2 separate regions of the Homo sapiens genome follow, and region 1 is linked to region 2. A link is a contact called in ENCODE Hi-C data. All regions are on one chromosome and are shown on one strand. Each heading gives the region's core, a stretch centred on a gene start or an enhancer-like site at or near the end of the contact. The rest is flanking DNA. Distances are from core to core; before and after follow the strand shown.

Region 1 (2,821 bases), core at 50-2,549, 130 kb before region 2:
GCTTTGAATCTTTTGCCATTGTCTCTCCCACACCTAATACAATAACTGATTTTTTTTCATCTTTGTTGTGACTTGCTTTTATTTAGCTTTTCCAAAGCATTCATCTTATTCAATTAGTCATTGAAGATAGACCAGGTTTGGTCTTGTCCTCCCATTTAATCAATTAACATAACATTTTGTTAAATTATTTGATGATAACCCACTGAACTGCAGGGGGTAGAAGTGTACAGAAAGAGTGCACTGGCTTTCCAGAAGCACTTGGTGTGCCATGGGCATCTAGCAATATGTTTTACAGAGAAAAAGGTGACTAAGAAGTCCTTGGCCTCACATGTGCACATGTTCAACACTAACTTTATTTAATGGAGTTTTGTTCAATTGCTCACTACCTTGATGTATTCGACAAAATGCCTGCTGTCTGCCGTGTTAACCCTGGCAATTTCTTTTGTCTGTTTTCTTGGCTTTGCAGCATTCTTGCTAAACAACAACAACAACAACAAAACCCCACTCTGTCTAGCTATATTCTTTCTGATATAGAGAGCTATTAAGGAGGATTATATTATCTACCCATTTGACAAGAAGAAACATTTCGTGATTGAAGGCTGAGCTGGAAAATGGTCCCTGGAAGCAGGAGTAGTTCCCTGGACTTTACCCCACCTTGTGTAATGTGGATTCCTATTCAAGTGCTTCATCCTGGGCTCTGCTTCCAGGGAACCAACCCCTCCCAAGATGGGGAATTGAGGGCAAGTAAAGAGAGCAGTGTTCTCATTAACTGTATGAAAGCTGTAAGGAAGATTGAGAAGGAGGATGACACAGAGAAAGATGCTAAGAAAAAAATGTGGCTTCAGGTGAAGGCTCAGCCTGAACCCAAGGGAGCTCTGGGCTACAGGATGTTTCTTGCCTTGAAGCCACCACTGGGGCAGGGAGTTGCAAAGCAACATAACCTGAGAACTGCAGCTTCCATCATCCAAGTACAATCCTCCAAAGAAGGCTGAAGTTATGTGAGCAGGTAGCAGCAGCTAAGCAACACATGTGTGAAAACTAAATTGATAAAAGCAGTAAAAGGGGATCTTTGTAGGTGATTAACTGCAAATTCACAGAATATCAGATAGTAAATGTGTGGTATTGTTAAAATAACTACTTTTATTGGACCCAATTTACGAGCCTCCCTAAATTTTCTGGGTTTCTCTTGTCTCTTGGGCCCTCAACTGGTTAGACAAAAAGAGACCAGCCCCAATTTCCAAATGTCACCAGCTGACCCGTCTCCTCTGGGAAAGCCAACTTCAACATGTCCTCTATTATGCCTTCCTCCTTGGGAAGTGCAGCAGCTGCAGAATCCAGACATGACCCAAGGAAACACACAGACTGCGGTTTCACCTTTCACCTGTTTCCAGACTCAAACACAAAGCATCATACAGTTAAAATGCCACACAGTAAGGCATGGCATTTGGCTTTCGTAGTGCTTTTCCCAAGGGGCCATAGGCACAACCAGGAAGAGCATAGGAGCTAATGCCAATGGGGAAAACTTTAACCACTGGGGGGCAACTTATAGATAAATTCCTTTTTGCTCTCTTCCTCTGATGGATTGTTTTGAGCTGCTGTGGTTCTGTGGAGCATGTCTAGAGATTGTCCCTTGTGACTGAGCAGGTGGCTCTATTTTCCATTCTGAATCTGTGGCTGGCAAAGCAAGCACCACCTAGTATCTGTTTTCCATTCTTCCTTGTTTCACTTCCCCTTTTCCCTCACTCTTCCTGCCCTGCAATTGCACCTCCTCACCTCCCCCAAAACGTTAGCACATAATCTTAGCTTGATTTCCAAAATCAAAAATAAAAACACACCAAAACAGAACCGAAGGCAAAGACAGCACCCCTAGAGATCAAAGTTTCAGTACATGTACAAATCCCCTAAATGGTGGGATTTCACTGTGAAACATCAGGAGAGATATTTTGAGTAAAGAGAGGGTAATCCTGAAATTGTTCTTTTGTTCTTTTTCTGTCTAAACAGTCAATCTTATTAAAATCTAAGTGGATGCTAAGGAACATCCCCAGGATGCTACAAAGAGTTTTCCTTTGTTAAGACGTCTTTTACAAACTAGCTCGGTGTCATGAGCACTGTGGTGAGGCACAGAAAGTAAAAACAATGCAGAGGAGAATGTAGCAACCTAGAAGCTGCTTTTCCTCAAAGGAGTGCAGAACATTCATGAACTGGCATAATGATGAGAGTGATGCAAAACATTCTTATGTTTCAAAAAAGAGAATTGACCTGTTCTTGTGGCTCTGGTCAGATTGAGACCAGCAGTTATGAGGCCAGGACTAGTCTTTTAAAAAATATATTGACAGATAACATTATATGTTTTTATCGTGTACAACATGATATTGTGAAGTACACATACATTGTGAAATGGTTTTGAGCGTTACTAATGTGCAGGCTAGAGAATCTGTCCCAACTGCAAGTGATGTTTGCATCATCATGTCACAATTAGTACTGATGGCTGTGGTCAATTTAGTCTGGAGCTATTAAGATGGGTATGGGGGAGCTGTTCTGTTTTCGCTATTTTATGCTTGTAGAAATGGCCTCAATTTTCTCTTCTGTCTGATTAGTCTTAGCATATGGATTTCTTTTTTGCCATATTCTATTGCAGAGGCTGCCTCTCTCTGCCTTTCTCCCTCACATCTGGAATCCAGCCAAAAGTACCAGAACAAGATGCTTCTCACATTTGGGCCCTTTTGTAAGGGTGCTGATTGCAACTTGGGCAACTTCAGTATAATCTAAGGTGGAAGCTTTCTGCTGCTTTTGGGGAAAAAAATAAGTGTCTAAAAATAAA
Region 2 (2,700 bases), core at 96-2,595:
TAAAGAAAAAAAAAGCTGCAAATTTTCCAGAGCAATAATCACGAACAGAAAATAAAGTAAAAACAAAACACAATTAGAGAGCTCTATCTCGTCTGTATTAGCAATATCAATTTCCTTTTCACAGCCTTTAAAATGTTTACAAGGCTTAAAATGTTTGAAATGTTTGATTTTCTTATAAACTAAAATCAATATATATAATACATACATTGCTACAAGTTACATACCTACTTTATGTTAGTTTATTTGCAGTGATAATAGCCTGGGTACTTGGTTGCTATGAAACCTTTCAAAACACAAAGCCTATTTGGAAAAATAAATGAAAATCAAAGGTAGAGCAGACATGCCCATCCTATACTGAGATGTGCCTGCTAACAGTGCCAGGTTTGGCGGCAAAAGCTTGATAATTTCAAATTGAGAATCCAGTATGTCAAATCATAGACTTTTTGAACTGAAAGAGACTTTATAGAGTATCTAATCCAATGTGAAAATATTTAAAAGACGGGAAGAAATACAATGTGCCTGGCAACCTGAGTGGAGATGAACAGTAACCAACAATGTGAAAAACAATTTTCCAGTATCTGTCCAGGTTTAAAAAAAAAAAAAGAGAAACATTTGTTTTTTCTAAGCTTTGGAAGCATGAAGAGAGATAATACAGGTAATAATAGTCTCAAAGAATAGTTCCCCATGCCGAGTCTTCATATATCCTTTTTCCAGTGTTAAGCACAGTCCTTTGAGTCTATTTTTATCCATGAACAAAAGAAATTCAGATTCTCTGAGGAGTATCCCACCTTAAGCTTAACAGAAATAGCATCTAACATTACAGGATTATTTGTCACTTACTCCAGAGATAGTTGAGTATCTACAGACAGGACTAGTGTACCCTGGATTTACTCCAGAGATTTACATTATACATCACATATGTTCTCTGTTTTGGGGGGAAAGAGGAAACAATAGAGGTCATCATGTTCCAAAAAGTAAATTACTTCATTTGCACTAAATGTTTACAGTTTGCAACCAAGATGAAAATGGCGTAAATCTATGACTAAATGCCCATCTGACATTCAGGAACTACTGTTGTAAAGATAGCAATATGTGTAAACATATTTTAATCATATTCCCAAATAGGCTTTATGAAATTCCCACCCATAAGCATCAGTTCCTTCAGGACCTTGTGAATGAACCCATGGACTTCAATTAGGCTGCATGATCTTACCTGGGAGAGGTAACATTTAGCTAGAGAGGTGGTTCTCAAGCATCAGTGTGTATTGGAATAGCCTGGAGAGCTAATCAAAGATTAAACAACAGGCTCCCTGAAGCAGGTTAGGGGCTGGGCCGCTCTAGTTTTATCGTGTTACCCAGGTGATTCTGATACACATACAAGTTTGAGAACAAAGTTGTTATTGTGGTAGTCCTCAACTTTGACTGCACACTGGGGTCCCTGGCAAGTTGTAAAAACAAATACTGATGCCTGAAATTCACCCACAGAAATCTGGCTTGTCTGGCTTGGGTAAGGCCTGAGCTTCAGGATTTTAAAAGTTCCCCAGCGATTCTGTTGAGCAGCCAAGTTTGCAAACTACTGTCTAGAGAATAATAACCAGGTTTCGTAAGTTTATTTTGAAATCAGGAAGATGGAAAGAACAAAGTATGACTTCACCTGAAAACAGGTAAAAAGGTAGAGAAACTCAAAAAGGAATCTTTTCCAAATTTCCAATTCTGTCCCAGTTCAGTCCCATCTGCAAATAACCAGATATGAAAGAATGAAGCAAAATCCAGTTTTGTCAGTCTACAGGGGTTATGATAAAGATATTAATCTCTTTTATGGAAGGTTATAATACAATTTTTGAGCTGTTCATATTTCATTAATTTATTAAACAAAGTTAACTGAGCATTTGCTATGTGTAAGCCCTGATGCTAGATAATGTAATAAGAAGATAAATAAACAAGGCAAAAATCCCTGGCATCAAGAAATTATAATCTATGAGAGTAAATAAGACATGGGAAAAAATAGTATGTCAGTAAAACAACTGCATAAGAGACACACAAATCGAGTATCACAAAACTGTGAAGTAGGGAAAGAGCCCTTCTGGACTGCATGACTGGGGAAGGATTAAAAAAGAAACAACATTCAATCTGAGCCTTGAAGGATGACAAGAGTTTTTGTAGGCAAATATGGGAGAAGAAGAGTTTCCTTAACAATGAACAGCACGACTTGAAGCCACAGGCGTTGAAGAGTACAAGGTATGGTCAAAGAAGAGGTTGTAACCCAGAGGGACTGGACTACGATACCAGGGAGTGAGTGAGAAACTGAGAAAAGCGGGTGACTTCTGGTCGCAGAAGACATCTAATGCCGCTATAACATATTAATTAAAGAATGGGGAAATGTTAAAGGAGCTGTAAGCAGAGAAATGACATAATTAGAGTCATGCTTTAGGATGCTTAATTTTGGAAATGTGCAAGACAGACCAGAGTAGGAAGTTTTAAAGTACAGAGTGAACCCATTGCAGAATGCTGAAGTGTGAGATGCTGAAGCTCCAAATTTGTAATGAGAAAGGGAGAAAGAGAGACTGAGAAATATGACTAGGAGGTTTCCAGTCTGAGAAGTAGAAAGAAGAACAATACCATAAATATGAATAGAAATGCCAATAGGAAGACATCACTTAGGGGAGAAGATGATGGACTTTTAGCCATGCAGAGTTTAGG

What was found. A loop is a pair of places that touch in the nucleus more often than their neighbours do. Pooled maps may share reads with other maps.
Region 1: a loop to region 2 is called in a map of PC-3, with 12 times the contacts of the local background. The contact joins two enhancer-like sites. A Hi-C loop is called at or near these places in 3 of 168 maps with a recorded cell type or tissue (PC-3, endothelial cell of umbilical vein and mammary epithelial cell), 3 of 37 single-sample maps with no recorded cell type and 9 of 50 pooled maps.

The regions. Positions count from the first base shown.
Region 1 is chr3:108,344,337-108,347,157 of GRCh38, forward strand. All of the region lies in intron 2 of HHLA2 (HHLA2 member of B7 family), which reads left to right. Among named protein-coding and RNA genes, the nearest start is that of HHLA2, 49 kb to the left of the region's middle. Within about 2 kb of position 1,300, at least 3 of the 41 ENCODE cell types and tissues checked have a DNase peak (open chromatin) inside an H3K27ac peak, as active enhancers do.
Region 2 is chr3:108,478,091-108,480,790 of GRCh38, forward strand. The region is part of intron 11 of MYH15 (myosin heavy chain 15); the gene reads right to left. Among named protein-coding and RNA genes, the nearest start is that of MYH15, 31 kb to the right of the region's middle. Within about 2 kb of position 1,346, at least 2 of the 41 ENCODE cell types and tissues checked have a DNase peak (open chromatin) inside an H3K27ac peak, as active enhancers do.